2 separate regions of the Homo sapiens genome follow, and region 2 is linked to region 1. A link is a loop called in an ENCODE intact Hi-C map of the cell type or tissue named here. Cell type or tissue: dorsolateral prefrontal cortex. All regions are shown on one strand.

What was found. A loop is a pair of places that touch in the nucleus more often than their neighbours do. Peaks named below come from ENCODE experiments on the same cell type or tissue, not always from the same donor. Only the 100,000 strongest peaks of a DNase experiment are listed, where the experiment ranks them.
Region 2: it touches region 1 in a loop (5-fold over the local background); 4 of 110 quality-filtered maps call a loop at or near these places.

What each region holds. Positions count from the first base shown.
Region 1 is chr2:145,062,741-145,070,740 of GRCh38, reverse strand. All of the region lies in intron 3 of TEX41 (testis expressed 41), which reads right to left. The region is part of intron 3 of LOC100505498 (a long non-coding RNA gene); the gene reads right to left. Among named protein-coding and RNA genes, the nearest start is that of LINC01966, 180 kb to the right of the region's middle. In dorsolateral prefrontal cortex, no CTCF peak of the experiment used is centred here; a DNase peak (open chromatin) is centred at 3,690; H3K4me3 peaks cover 1,187 bases; H3K27ac peaks cover 6,198 bases.
Region 2 is chr2:145,197,336-145,205,335 of GRCh38, reverse strand. The region is part of intron 6 of LOC100505498 (a long non-coding RNA gene); the gene reads right to left. Among named protein-coding and RNA genes, the nearest start is that of LINC01966, 320 kb to the right of the region's middle. In dorsolateral prefrontal cortex, a CTCF peak has its summit at 4,868; a DNase peak (open chromatin) is centred at 4,902; H3K4me3 peaks cover 1,639 bases.

The DNA of each region.
Region 1 (8,000 bases):
TTTTTGCTGTCTTTATAACTTCATACTCAGCAGATTTAGAGATCTTAGTTCCCAAAAAAGAAATACTTACATTAATAACACAAGAATTGTCCCTTTGAAATATAATTGAAACCCCCACCTTGATATACTTTGGGCTTCTCCTGCCATTGAACCATCAGCCAAAGAAAGGGGTTGTGGGGATTGATCCTAACAACTGAAAATTGTTTTGCTGAAACATGATGGGATTTACTCTCATCTTCCCTTAATACTTTCAAGCTTAGTAGTAAAAATCAAAAGGCAACTATCCAGTAAAGCCAAAATCACTAAGGGTTCCAACCCTTCAGGAAGGAAGTCTTGGTTCACCAGCCAGATAAATAACCCTGACCAATTGAGGTTCTGGTTGAGGGCAAGAGGAACATAAAAGAATGAAGGAAGGCAGCACACTCATGATTAGAGACAATGATGAGGGTGATGCTAGCTCTGCCTGCTTTTGTTATGTATATATTAACAAATTATTTCTATTTTGCCCTTTCCTCTTTCTCTATTCATATGATCTATGAGGGAGTGTTCATGATGCATAGATTTTCATAGTGACTCACAAATCACTGCACTCTGAGAAACTGCATCAAGACCTGATGAAGAGGACATTGTATCACTTGACCACCTTCAACTTTGAGAATGAAAAGTGAAGATGAGACTTTTTGTGTCCCTTTTGTGGAGAGGTGTGACAGCATCTTCATTTGTGTTTTGGGTTGCATTTTATTAGGTAGAAGAATGAAGTCATTGTTTCATGGGAATAAATGATGTATAGTTAGCAAAAATGCATGCCGCACAGAAAAAGGGGTGGACTGTGCTACTTCCTTACTTCCTACTTCCTTACTGCTCACAGATTCATTTCCCATGCTTATTCTGCTTGCCAGAAATTGGCTTTTACAAACATGTTCAAGGTTTTTTATCAACTGCTTTCTAGCTAGGTGGGGTAAATGGGAAGCCCTAATTATGAGTTTAGGCTGCAGGAAGGGATAAATTAAGCCCCCAATTCCAACCCTCCCACTGCTTCTGGTAGAATCTCTAGTAATGGCCTCATCTCCTCATGGTTCTAATTCTAATCAGGGATCTAAACAGCCCCTCTCACTGTGGTTTCACCTCCAGCTGACTGGCCCTGGTTCCTACGCTCTGGTAATATCCTGGTAATATCATATTCTCCCTCTGCCCTCCAGGTGCAGGAATGGCAACACTTGTGTGGGTTGGCACACCATCCTTGGTTGGCTTTTCAGCCTTCTAATTCCTTTGTCATATATTTTAGGCTTCTTACATACTCCCAAGCATTGACTCTGTTTTCTCATTTGACTCTGACTGATCACAGTTATTTCAGTAGTTTAGGTGAAAGATAATGGTGATTTAAACTGAGGTGCTAGGGTGTTAGCAGTAGGTACCAAGAGATTTAAACAGAGCAGAGGACGTGCTATATATATTGTAGGTGTTGAAGAAAGGGAGGAATCAAGGAGAGTACTTGTTTTTTTTTTTATTTTAAGCAACTTCATAGATCATGGCATAATTTATTGAAATGCACTAGATAAAGGAAGAAACAGTTTGGAGACAAGAATTTTAAAATTCCTCTTTATATGTGTTCATTATGAGATCCCTGTAGGATAGCAAAATGGGATTTCCCTATTTGACAGATTCTTAGTAAAACTAGGGATTTGGGAAAAGACCCAGCCTCCTTCTTGATACTTCAGTTCCAAGTCCTCTTTTTCATTTGCAATTAACTTATGAGTGGTTAGATACCAGCTCCTTTTTCTGTTCTTGTCAAATGGAGAAAAAATGAGGAAAAATGAAATTTCTAGGGATATTTTCATTTAAATGATACTCTAATAGAATAAACGAATTTGCCTGACTGTTTAAGTTTTACCAGAAAGGATTTTACCTGATTCTGAAATGGCCAAAATAAGTGATGTTCTAAACAAGGAAACCTTAAGGCAACTCTCATTTGCTTGTTCTGATGCTCTGAGAACAGGAAGCCTAATTACTCAACAGCCAAGTGCACTTAGCAATGTCTTGAGAAACTGCCCTCTGGCAACATTCTCTTTTAGGACATAATCAATTCATTGCCTTAGCATCAGCTAAATTTCACTGGAATAAAAATAGGAGGAAAATACTGACCTCATAATGAGATTCTTGAGTCCAAAATAAAAATTTATAAGCAGTGCGGTGCCTGAATGAAGGATATGAAAGAAGCAGTAGTTTGCTTCTGGCTTTGTGAATTTAGCCATATTCTCATGTTTCTGTTCCTACATAGTTATCAGCCATTCACATATAAAAATATAATCAGGATTCAGGAACTACAATATTAATAAACAATAATGGGTAAGAACACATGAAAATATCACCAATATATTTCTGAAAAGGAAATTGGGTGTCAGATTATCTTTCCTAAATTTTATACATTTAGTGTTAGCTAATATATTTCTTGAAATACTTGTGCAGTTTATCTTTTTGTGATAGTGTCTTTCAAAAAGTGTTGTGGAGTGTGCTATAACATAAGAAAGCAATCCTACAGCAAATTTTGCTTTATACCTTTGCTATAGACACTACATTCCAGTTGATGTGAAAGTGTGCATAGAGTGTATATGTCTGTGTGTATATTTACTGAATACATCCTCGTTGATGGCTGGCCATTTAGGGGGGGAAATGTGAAGAGAAGAACAGTGGCATGGGGATGGGGAATTCTCCTCTTTAATCAGTCTTATAAAATCAAAAATTCCCATGCTTAGAAGGTCAAAGAGAGAGTATAATGCACTTATGAAAAAGAGATAGGCTCATTAATCCAGTTGTTCTTGGCCCAGACAGCAGAAGAAATATAAATGCTGTCATCACTTACGTGTGAGATAAAGGATGAAATGTGGGAATTTGTCGGTTTACTGCAAAGACCATTCTTTTGGTTTGAGAACATTGGTGGAAATAACCTGAGCTGAGAAAAGCTCCCTATGAGGAATACACGTTATGGGAAACTATTAAAGACAACGTTTGGTCAATGACCTTCGTGACGTAGTTTAATCAAGCTGCACACCCCTCACCAAAAAGACAACTACTTGAAGAAGGGAGCCCTCAACAAGCCAAGACATTTTACCTTTCCTCTATTACATGAGTCTGGTATAAGACATGAGTGTGCAATAAATCTCTAGTTCATGCATTCAGAGGCTGCACTATGATAATGATAGACTATAAATCACAGAAAATATGTTACCTTTATTTTAGGACAGACAATAGCTAGAAATAGTGCTAACCAATAGCACAGATGTCTAGTAGATACAAAAATGAAGATTTGGCAGTTGTTTAAAAATGGGAAGTACAAGGATTTGACCTGAAATATATTAGAAAATAGCAGCAGTTTCATAGTTTTGTCAGGTTTCCAGTTTTGCATTTCACTATTTCTTTTTTAAATCCCATGTTCTGTTTTGGAAGGTAGACTGCAATTTTGGAAAACTGAAAAAATTTCTGTCATGCATTTCTAAAGTAACCTTGTAAATATTTGTAGATCATATACACATACATGAGCTTTTATGTAAATTTGTTTTTCTTTGAAAGTTTAAGGATAACTGAATGCTGAGAATGGAAGTAAAATGAGGCTGTAAACAAATGGGAGGCTCCCGCAAGGACCCATGGGGATTGGAACTAGGCTTTCCATGTGCCAACTATTAGCTAATTGTGAGATGACACTGACTGACCGGACTCATGATCCACATCCCAGTGTCTGCCTCAAAAGAGCTGTTAGAAGAAGAAAATGCTCATTTGTTGCAACTGTGACCAAGTTCTCTGAAATCCAATAATGGGCAGCTGGAGATCCCTCACATAACTGACAACACAAAGGGTCAAAGAGGCTTCTGATACCCCTGAGGGAGCGGTAAGAAAAAGCAGGCAGGGTTAACCCTGTTTTAAGTACAACAGGGTTAACAAGCTATAATTTACTACCTTGTTGATTTTCTTGTTTGATGGAAGTCTGTAGAAACTGGGAACTTATGGAAAAGTAAATTACACTTTTCAAAAATCCTCTTTTTTGTCTTTCCCTTTTTTTCTTGTGCCCCACCTTTTTTATGTTGGTGGGAGGGGGGATGGCCAGGAAGTTAGGCAAGCTGATTTACTTAAACAGTTGAAAATCTAGAGAAATCTGATCTTAACTTCCCAGAGGTTGAAAAGTAATGCCGTTTCCTGTGATTCTCCATTTCCTGGGTTTAGCAGGGACACAGATCCCAAGAATTAAAATATGATGAGAAAGTCTGTCCTCCTAAGATGTTCTCACCCCGGCAGGAAAGTACCATACCAGAAATTTCACAAGAAAGTCTGCTCTCATGAGACTCACTGCCAGACTTTTAACCATTTTGATAAGTTCAGAAGAGCTTCCATCAAAAAGCTTTCAAACGTCTGTCCCCAGTGACCCCACAGATCCCTTTGAGAGCCACCCAACACCACTTCATAGTTCCCATAAACACTTGGACCTTTCCCTGTGAAAGCTGACAAGTTTTCCCGAAAGTCCTTACATACCACACTCAGCCTCATCTTGCCAAATGTGCTATCTCAGTGGAAATTGCTGGAACTTTCCAGACAGATTTTATGCTACAGGCAAAAAGCACCTCAGTCACCAATGTGCCCACACTGTTTTCTGAGACTGTCGGTACCTACATATTTCATACACGATGTAAAAAGTCCCATGCTTTTTTCTCCCTGTATAACTAAGTATTGCTCTCATAATACTTTGTGAAAAATGTCTCGTAACTATAGTAATTACTGATGTCAACGCCCCTGTTAATATTCTGGGTCTGCAAACATTTCACATCAGATCTCCACATGGAAAAGGGACTGCTCACCTCTACTTTGTAAATTAGCTATATGATTTATCTGTGAGAAACATTTCAAAAATATAGATTCAGAAAGACATCTACCACATGATGGCTTTTCCATATGGCATCTCATAATTATTTTGCTGTGTGTGAACATGATGAAAACAGTTTCATAATCCTCCAAGGGTCAGAGTAAATTATTTCAATTAGACATATTTCAGAGCAAACATTACCTTAGGGTTTATTAATAATATTACCTGAGAAGGAACAGCTGCCTTTTATGCATAAAAAGCTGTCAGCTTCTTACCGCTCCATCTATAGAAACCCTTTTGTGATTTAAAAAAAAATGGCAGATTTTCTCATGCTTTACCTAAACACAGAACTTGGCAGCAGGGACCTGGTTGTAATCCTCAGCTTGGGAGCTGGTGGGTGGATTTTTTTTCTCTATAAACTCTTCTATAAACCACACCAGTCTCCTGGTATTTATTCTGGGTAGTGCTAGAAATTGTACACAGATCCAACAGGCCATGTAAAGGAGTTTTGTAACTTCCTGAAACCCTTTCATGCAAAATCCTTACTCTGAATGCAATTCCAGAAAGATGGGACATTACAGCAGCTTAAAAGGAAAGGTTTGCTCTGTTGTCTTTTTCTCCTCTACAGTGGAGCCTTGCAAATATGAAATAGGTCAATTGGGGCAACATAATAACAGCAACTAATACGAAATTAATTGACCTATATTGAAAATGCAATGCCCATTGAAATGGCTTCAGAGCTAAATCACGTAGATAGCTATATTAATAATAATTAAGGATTGGAATTTTTCTCTGTAGATGGGCTGTCACTTTATAAGAGTTAGTTGGAGCTACATATTACTGCAGCACATCAATTAAGTTTCGCTTTATTATAACCACAAGTCTCTGAACATGCATATTAAAAGATCTCAAGGCACAGAGTCTATGAGACGTGTGGAAAACAGAGTAGAAATACTCTGTGTGTCTAAGAAATGTATCATCTTATCACAAGCTTTTCTTGCCTCCCACCCCAAGATAATGACATGATGACAATGATAATGTGATGATGATAATGATTATAATAATGGGATGATGATTTTGATAAGGGCTTCTCACCAACATGTCCTGCTTTTGGCAAAACTTTCCTAAGGCAAAAGCATATTTATCTTGGCAGAACTGGCAAAGAATGTATTTTTTAGGAATTTGTTGCTGGTTGGATGAAAGATGGTATGGTAGGTAGTAGAATTAGTCAACATCAACTATTCAAATATTACTCTCTTGGCATTGAGACCCAGTGAGGCTTCAAATTCTCAGAGGATCTTAGCTGAGGCAATATCTGTGACCTTATGAGTATTTTTTGAGATAAACTAGCATAAGTAGTGTGACTGAAATTTCGAAGGAAATTTAAATGTAAACACACAACTTTCAAATACTTGCAACCAACATTCCTTCTCACAAACATACATGAAGCCATAGATAAAGCAGTCCTTTACCAAAGACATCAGGGAAATGCTGTGAGGAGAAGAGGGTAATCAGAAAATTTTCTTATATTTGTTTATTTTGCCAATGAATATTATACAGCTGTGGGTGAAGCACTGTATTTTGAGGAATAGAAATGAAAATTGCAATCAGAAAAGTTATTTGCATTATTCATTTCTATTTCATTTTAGGAAAATATCAATAAAAATGGGGAACATTATAGAATTTAAAAGAACCCTTGTATTATATTTTCTACATTCCTTATAGAAGGGCAGAACATCTCGTATGCTTTGTTGCAACTATTCCAGAAAAAAAAAAAGACAAACACCATAATCATTGCTTCTCAATCCTACAATCTTATGCTTTCCAGTTCTCCTTTTTTCTCTCTCTCTTTTGGCACTCTGGCATGTCAGATTCTTGTTTTGTACTTGTTTTGACCCCAACTAAATGGTGGAGCACTAATAAGCAAAAGTAGAGCCATAACTGGATCAGGAGAGATCTGAAAACATAATCATGCCACAGATGAACCATTGGCAATAGTTCAATGCTTACTTATGGCACCAATTGATTTCTTCCCATAGTGGCCACCATCTAAGTAAATGAACAATCATCTACTCAGTTGCTCAGAAAAAAAAAAAACAACCTGAGAGTCATCGTTGACTGCTCTCCTTCTCTCACACCCCAAATCCAAATCAACAGCAAAACTGTCAGTTCCTAATCAAAACATATTTAAAATTCAACAACTTATCATCTCCGTGGCTATCACCATAAGCAAAGCCAGTACCATCATTTTTCTGTGCTACTGCAATAGTCTCTCAGTACTCCTCATACTACTTGCTTCTATGATATTTTTACTCTCTATAATTTGGCCTCCACACAGTTGTCTGTGATCTTTCTAAAAGATACATTATATCATGTTCCTACCCTCAACCTTCCAATGCCTTCCCATTATACTTAGAATAAAATTTGAAATCCTTATCATGGCTTCTAAGTCATGAGATTCTGACAACCACTCTGACTTAATTTCCTATCATACTTCAACTCACTCACTGCACTCCAACAACCCTTGCCTTCAAATTCCTCTACACCCCAAAACCCTTCCTATATCAGGGCTTTTACTTTCTGTTTGGAATACTTGTATTCCAGATATTTGCATGGCTCACTTTCTTTCCTCAACCACCTTTCTACCCAAATTTAATCTTCCAGAGTATAACTTTTAACAATCCCACCTAGAATATTCTGCCATGTCAATGTCTGTAATGGTTAAGTATTTTTTTGGAGGTGGAGACAGTCTTGCTCTGTCACTCAGGCTGGAGTGCCTTGGCACGATCCTGGTTCATTGCAGCCTCAACGTCCTGGGTTTCAGCAATCCTCCTGCCTTGGCCTCCCAAAGTGCTGGGACTACAGGTGTGAGCCACCACACCTGGCTGTAATGGTAAATTGCATGTATCAACTTGAGTGATCTAAGGGATGCCAAGAAGCTCATAAAACATTAATTCTGGGTGTGTCTTTGAGGGTGTTTCCCAAAGAGAGTGGCTTTTGATTTGGTAAACTGAGTAAGGAAGATCACCCTCACCAATGGGTATGGGCATCGTCCATTCTGTGGAGGGCCCCAGTAGAACAAAAAAGTGGAGACAGGACAAATTTTTTCTCTTTGCTCAAACTGGGACATCCATTTCCTTCTGCCCTTGGA
Region 2 (8,000 bases), 130 kb before region 1:
AGCTAACTTTTGTATTTTTAGTAGAGATGGAGTTTCACCGTGTTAGCTATGATGGTCTCAATCTCCTGACCTCATGATCAGCCTGCCTTGGCCTCCCAAAGTGCTGGGATTACAGGCATGAGCCACCCCGTCCGGCCGAGACCTTCTGTATTTCTAGGAAATAATTCAAAATTACAGAAATATAATTCAATCCCAAATTTTGTGTCTGTTAATTTTTAATGGGGGTTTACAAAAATGAAGAAGAGAGGTCAGGTGCAGTGGCTCACGCCTGTAATCCTGGCACTTTGGGGGGCCAAGGCAGGCAGATCACCTGAGGTCAGAAGTTCGAGACCAGCCGGGCCAACATGGTGAAAACCCGTCTCTACTAAAAATACAAAAATAAGCTGGGCGTGATGGCGGGCACCTGTAATCCAAGCTACCCAGGAGGCTGAGGCAGGAGAATCACTGGAACCTGGGGGGCAGAGACTGCAGTGAGCCGAGATCACACCACTGCATTCCAGCCTGGGCAACAGAGTGATACTCCATCTCAAAAAAAAAAAAAAAAAAAAAAAAAAGGAAGACGAGAACAGTAAATATGAAATGTACTGGATTCTTATTATTCATCTGTCAGACTAAAATGACTCTCTATAATAGGGTGCTGCTATCTATTTATAAGAGGGTGCTGCTATCTTCAGTGTGCGCCACAAACATCAGCACACTTGGAAGGAGGTCAGGAGGCAGAAGAGAAGAGAAAAGAAACCAACAAGCTCAGTTATAACAAAGAAATGTTTCTCTCAGAGGACTTGTACTGATCAAGCTAAATTTGTTTAATAATAGAAAATATAAACACCAATGTAAGAGAACATATGTCAAAAAACATGAGAATGCTATGAAGTATATAGAAATATTCTTGTGTAAGGAATGTTGTACACTTTTTACTTATTAATAATCAAAATACGTAGATGTGTGCATGAATATTGACAAGAAAAATGTAAATATCTTGAAGGAGAATATCACATCAGAGGCAGGTCTATTGTGGAGATATTCATAGTTCCAGCTAAGTTCTTTATATTTTCCTTAAAATCTTAGATCCAGAGCCTGGCGCATGTCCTGGCTTTTGGTAGTGCTGTCACCCCTGTGCACCTAGCATTGCCTGCTGGCTAGTGACAGCGTCTCCTTGATGAGCAGGCTGGGGCCAGTCCCAGGCAGCTCCCCTTTCAGCCTGACAGCTGCATATCCCAGGTGGTCTGACATTTGAGATGGAGGCTGTGGATAAGATTGAAGGTGTTTTAGGGGAGAAGTAGGCTGTGAATAACACCAAGACTTCATCCAGATGGAATCACTCATGAGACAACCTGAGATACTCTATTACTGTCCATATGTCTTCCAGGTCTCCAAAGGCCAGACTCCATTGATTTATTAGAAACCCACTATTTATGCTTTTGGCTCATCTCACAGCAGACTACAGTAAAGGATTTATCAGAGATGCTGCTGTTTCTGTCAGTTATTAGAATTTTATAAGTTCTTTAAATAAAACAGCCTCCATAAATATCCTAGTAAACATCAGACAATAAAGTAAATATTTGGGGGTGAGATTCAGTTTATTTCCTTTTAATATACACCACCTTTTTACAAGTTTCCTTCTGAGTGCAGCCTCATGGCAAAACCCTTTACAGAATGCACCTATTTTAAGTAAATAAATAAATATGTGACTCCAAAGAAATCCAAATGACAAGAGCTAACTATGTGAATGGTTTTGCTTAAACACAATTTTTCCCTTGCAGATAAACTCAGAAGAATTATTTCATTGTTTTACCAGCACAAACAGTTGTTATTAGTGTCTCTTATTTATAGATGGTTCTTTGAAGGACTACAGTAATATAGCAAAATATCAGTTATTCCATCACACTGGTGAATTTAATGAACCTGAAGGTGTGTGTTATTTTAGCACTTGCTGTGGCTCCTGTGAAAACCCAGTGGTGCTAAAATCTGTAAACCTGTCATTGCTTAAGTAATAACCTTGTTAAAAGCATCTTCATTTAACTTACTTTAGCTGCTGCAGGATGCAGGTTTTATTTTATCGGTGTAGAGAGTAGGTGTTTCAAACCCAAACCACTTATGGTAAATATAATTAATTGTAGTTTATTAATTTATTCTCAGTGTTATTGCTTTTATTTTAACACTTAGTTTAAATTAAATATTGTCTGGAATCTAGTACCCATTTTCAATTTTTCACAAACTCTGAATTTATATTGAATTTCTGTGGTTAAGAGAGTAAATTTTAGTCTGCACCAATGAAAATGTTCATTTTCATCTTTACTACTCCTTTACATGAAGCACAATAGCCTCCTCCCCTCACCCCTGCTGTATACAACATGGATGAAAAAACAGAGTACATTTTCCTTAATCTACTTGGAATGGATTTGAGTTTATTCTTGCCTTTTAAAAATATGAAGAAAATTGCACGTTGGTACGTGTTCAGAATTATCAATTGATTTCTACAGGAACACATCTATAATTTTTGAAATGCTGGCAATAAAAATGGAAAGTCCAGCAGGGCATGGTGGTTCATGCCTGTATCTCAGCATTTTGGGAGGCCGAGGCAGGCAGATCACCTGAGGTCGGGAGTTTGAGACCAGCCTGACCAAAATGGAGAAATCCCATCTCTACTAAAAATATAAAAAATTAGCCAGGCATGGTGGTGCATGCCTGTAATCTCAGCTACTGGGGAGGCTGAGGAAGGAGAATCACTTGAAACCGGGAGGCAGAGGTTGTGGTAAGCCGAGATCATGCCGTTGTACTCCAGCCTGAGCAACAAGAGCAAAACTCCGTCTCAAAAAAAATAATAATAATAATAAAAGAAAGAAAGAAAAGAAAAAGACAGTCCTTCCTATTCAGAACTCATTGAAAAGGGAGAGAGGGAGAGAGAAAGGAGAAAGAAAGAGAGAAAATAAGAGAGGAGGAGAGAGAAAAAGAAGAGAGAGAGAGAATGAAAACAGATAAAAACTGTAATTTGTATTTACAGTTACAGCCTTAAAGCAAAACAAACTTTCCTTAATTACCTGCACAGGCCAACAGCAAGGTGTGTGATAAATGCTATATGTTATCAACCACTTTGAAATCCTTGGCCGACTGCAATAATTGTCAGTGAATGCTGATAGGTGTTATATAGCCACACCTACAAAAAACATTATGAAAGGTGTTGGTGTCCAACCACTGTTTCAATGCTGAGTGAAATTAGTTAAACAAATACTAGCCTGAGTGGTAGATTAAGATTTACATCAAATTTATTTTCCCTAAAAGATATCAATAAAAACGCAGAATAGAAATATTATAATAGTTCCATGTGACAATAAATTGAAACTGTTAAAGTCAGTTTGTTTAGGAATCTATTTTTAATAAAACATTTTTATAAAATCATGAAATTTCTTTGTATTTATGTTAATGTCTCAGAAAGCTGACTAGTCAATGTTGTTTATCTCTTTAAAAAATCTCCAATTTAACTTGAATTTTGGGGCTTTAAAATATAATCAAACAGATTGATTATTACAATATTCAAGATATTTTTTGTAAAATAAAAAGTATAAAACTGATACTTATTATTCCTTTCCAGTCCTTTAATTATAATGTTGATTTTAAATTTGGGGGTGGAGGAGGTAAAGAGAAGACATACATCAAGAACTAAAGCAATTTCCTGGGTTATCTTTAAAGTTAAACACAATACTAACTAAACATTGCTCTCTGTTATTTTTGTTTTTATGATAATTTTTAGAGTTATTAACGCTCAGATTGCTTGAAGCATGGATTATTCAAATAATATGGGCTCTTAAAATATGTAGTGACAAAAATATTTTAAAATTGTATACATATAATTTTTGTAATTATCAGTCTTTTTGTAATGTACCTACTTTCAGAAACTTATTTTTTGTAATTCAGTTAATGTTTGTATGCTTTGAACAAATGACATTTTAAATCAGAATATTAAACGACCCTGTTAATTTTTGTTTGGTTTGACAGTATAGTTTCTAAACAATAGCCAGACAAAAGATTATACAATTGTATCACTCAATAAGATACACTTTAAATATATATTAAAGTTAGAATAATTTAATGAAATTCACATTTTATCAAGGATTTTTTTTAATTAAATCTATTGGTTGTTAGTATCTGTGAACTCTTAAGAATAAACACCTGCAGTGTTTTATTATGTAAAAAGGTGGTTTAATTGCATCATATTTATCACAGACAAATCAAGCCCTATTCAGAAGATAATAATGACACAGTAATTGGATCAGTAATTGGTTCAGGATGATTCAATATTGTACTAATAATCATAAATACTGCTGTCTTCTGCTTTGATACAGGGCTGACATGCTAATATAGATTGGATTTGGAGCAATAAATATTAGTGAACTGATCTATTATTAATGTCTAGATCCTTAGTTTGGCTATGCCAGCCAGAAACAGGTACAAAACAGATGTACCACTTGAAAACATATGTATTCTAAATTATAATATGAATTTAGTCAATGTACTTTGTTGGCTTTTCTTAACCAGGGTATCTTTGAAATGAGTATCTTCAATATATAGAAAGGGAGGGGAGTAGAAACAAAGAATGTTCTTTACTTTCCTTATGAAAATGATCATTTTGTGGGAGTAATATAGTTTTTACATTTGACTGAGCCAAGTTGCCATGGCTGATGTGACATGATGACCTGGTGGGCAAAATTATTCACGTGCCAGTCATGTAATGATGGATAAGAAAATCATTCCCATTACCGCACTGTGTTCAGCAGACACTTGGCGGTTAAACAGAACTATTTCTTAGCCAGTGTGGTGGCAGCCTTTCACTGAGAGCCAAAGGAGGGGGAGGCTCATTATAAAGGAAACAATGATCCTTATTCACTTAACATGGAAACTTGCCTTACAAGGGCACATTGGACAGCCCTGGGCTGGAACAAAAATGGCATATTCCCTTTTATCAATGGAACAGAAACCCAGGATCAACATGCCTGGCTTGGAATGCTGCCTGCTGGTGACAGAAATGGATATATTCAGGCATTTGTTTATTTATGATAATTTCTGTGTATGAGGGGAGGGTGCTTACCGTCTACCCCCGCCCAGCACTGGAATTGGCTTGTTTTGTGGATGTAAAGAGGGGCAACTCCCAAATGCCAATAAAGAACCTAATTATGCAGTTATAACTCTAAAGTTGTAAAACCAATTAGAAGTGTATTATTTACCTTGGAATGAGAGAAATTTTTTTCTATCATTCTTAACTAAACATAGGGTAATGGTATGCACAAAATCTCTGCACAAGACTAAAAGAATGCCATGGGGTATGGAATTGATGCTTTCTGGCAATGAACCCCAAACATAAGTGACACATTTCCCAAGAGAAACCAAGAGACTGATGGGATCCATATAGAAGATTTTGGTTATCCTGTTACTCATCTCATGCCTTGGGTTTTTGTTCGTTACAAATTGAGAATTTGAAATGGAGTTTATTCTCCAAAGGTCATTATAAAGAAAATGAATATAAAGCTTACCAAATCTATGATTTATACAAATGCTCAAGGATGAGTATTGAATTCTTTCATATAATTTATCTCTGCACTAATTATTAAAAAACCTTTGAAGGTAGGCAGAGAGTCAAGTGATTACTTTCTCATTGCCAAAGTCAGCCAGGAAGCACCAGTTGATGAACAGTGTGTTGGAAGGAAAAAGAGCCAGGGAATACTGTATCAGTGAGATTTTGAACAACCCAGTGATTCCCATTCAAGGGAATGGGCTTCAACCTATTCTGGTGTTCTCAACATTCCCTCCTTATGCAAGGTATGGATGCCACAATTTTCCCAGCATAAGCTCAGTTGAGCCTCTCTAATGGCATCTATGTTGGCCCTATTTTCTACATAGGCATAGAGGGACGTCTTCATCATTTGCAGGAGTCTGGGGTTACTGCCAAGGGCAATGATCCAACTACACAGGCAAGGGAAACAGATAATCTATTTCGGTTCCTGAATCAGCATTGCATCCAGTAACACCTGAGCAGTGAAAATCCTGTGGCGTCTTCATTCAAGAGCCAGGAAATTCCACGTGTTTGTGGAATCAAGTTCTCTCCTAAGTGGAGTGACTGTTTATTGTTAAGTATCCATGAACGGAAAGCTGCAGTCAAATAGCAGCCAAGCAGTCACACGTTCACTGTGGATCTATGCCCCAGTGGCTCCAGCTCTGAACCAACTGCTCAGGAGTTATATGATAACTAATTCACTGGGTCCTATGTCTCCCTGAAATTCTACGTGTAGTTGTGGTTCACTGGTTTAGTGACGTGAATGAAGGGAATTTAGTGCACTTCAAATCTCTCATTACACCTTAATTAGGACCCCAGCTAGAAATATCAGTGTTTGAACAACTGTAGCAGACAAGGTTTCTTTTCTTTCTTTAATCACATATTGTAAAGCAGATTGAAGTAGTTTATCAATGTTTTCTTCTTTTGTTTTTCTCCCGATTGAGAATCTATAGCCAAATAGATTAACATAAACACTAACGCTGTGGTTTTTCAGTTTTAATCCTTAGCTCAGTCAGCAATTCTCAGTCAGAGAAATAAATGGTAACAGTTATTATAGAAAATATGTTATTAAGAATCAGCAATTTCATAATTGTTTTTTATTGTCTTTTGTTTCTGTGTTTTTATGTTTTTTTAACAGAAATCATGCCACTGAAACAAATTAAACCCTTTTTTATTTGTTAGTAAATTTCCAGATCTTTTTTAATTCCACATTCATTTTGATCTTGAAAACTTGTCCTTGAACCACCAATTACCAGTGATCTTAACTTGGGGCACCTGTGTAAACTCCTCTGCAATAAAGCTTTATTGTAGGAAATTCATTTTAATGAATGTAGCATCTATATCATAAATAATTTTAAAAATTAGCTTGTAGGTGTCAGTATAGTAACAGTCTTTTTAGCAAACTAGGGGAAACACCTCATTTTACTTATTTATTTAAATATTTACCTTCCTAACAAATAAGTTTACAATATATTTCTAATTAAAGCAAAATACAATTAAACTATAACTTTAAAAATCCACCTTTAAATCAAAGAATGAAGACAAACAATACTAAAATTTAATCTCTCCTTTGGGGCAGGAGACAGCTTACAGGTCTAGTCAGCCAGCTAAATGACAGTCAGAAAAGATCATGTGACGCGGATCTAAAAACTAATTAATCTCCATAAAGCTGTAAGTGAGGTAGGTAGGATGACTTGAAATCTGATTACATTATCGCATTTAAGGGAAGAAAATGCAGCATGTATTTTTCATGTTGATTTTAACCACCTGAGCCCATAATGATGTTTTGTACCTTGGAAGAAAACTCATCTTTCATCCATATTTAAGAAGAACTACAAAGATGCTACTATCATTGGTACTTGATTTACACGTTTGGTATAAATACTATGAAAATGAATCATGTTGGATGCCTTTATAAAGTTTTTCAGGAATAAGTAATTCTTTGAAAACTAGATTCACTGTAAAAAGCTAGCCATAAATCCAAAGATTAAAAGAAATTGACAAAGATATTTAAAGGAAATAATAATTTTACCATTCCCACCCCTACCTCCATAAAAAGCAAATGATTAGGTAGTATATTTTGGCTACTGAACATTTATGGGCTGAATTTTTATTAGTTCTAAAGTTAAATTGCTATTCAAAATAATTCCAAAAATTGATTAAAATGTGATATTCTCTATAGCTTCCATTATTCTAGTCATACACAAATTATGTAAACACTGTGAATGTTAGGAGGATTCATTCAGAACTCCAAGAAATTGTCCTGAATATTTCACATCTAATTCTTTTTCTATTGTTTTAATATTTAAGTAAAAAAGACTTCCATAATTGTTCTTGGAACTCTCCTTTATCTGAAAGAGAAGAACAAGGAGTCTAGAATATAAATTTGAAACATTACATTGGAATGCCCTAAAAATAATCCTTATAAGATAGGAATGAGCCCTGAAGGGAG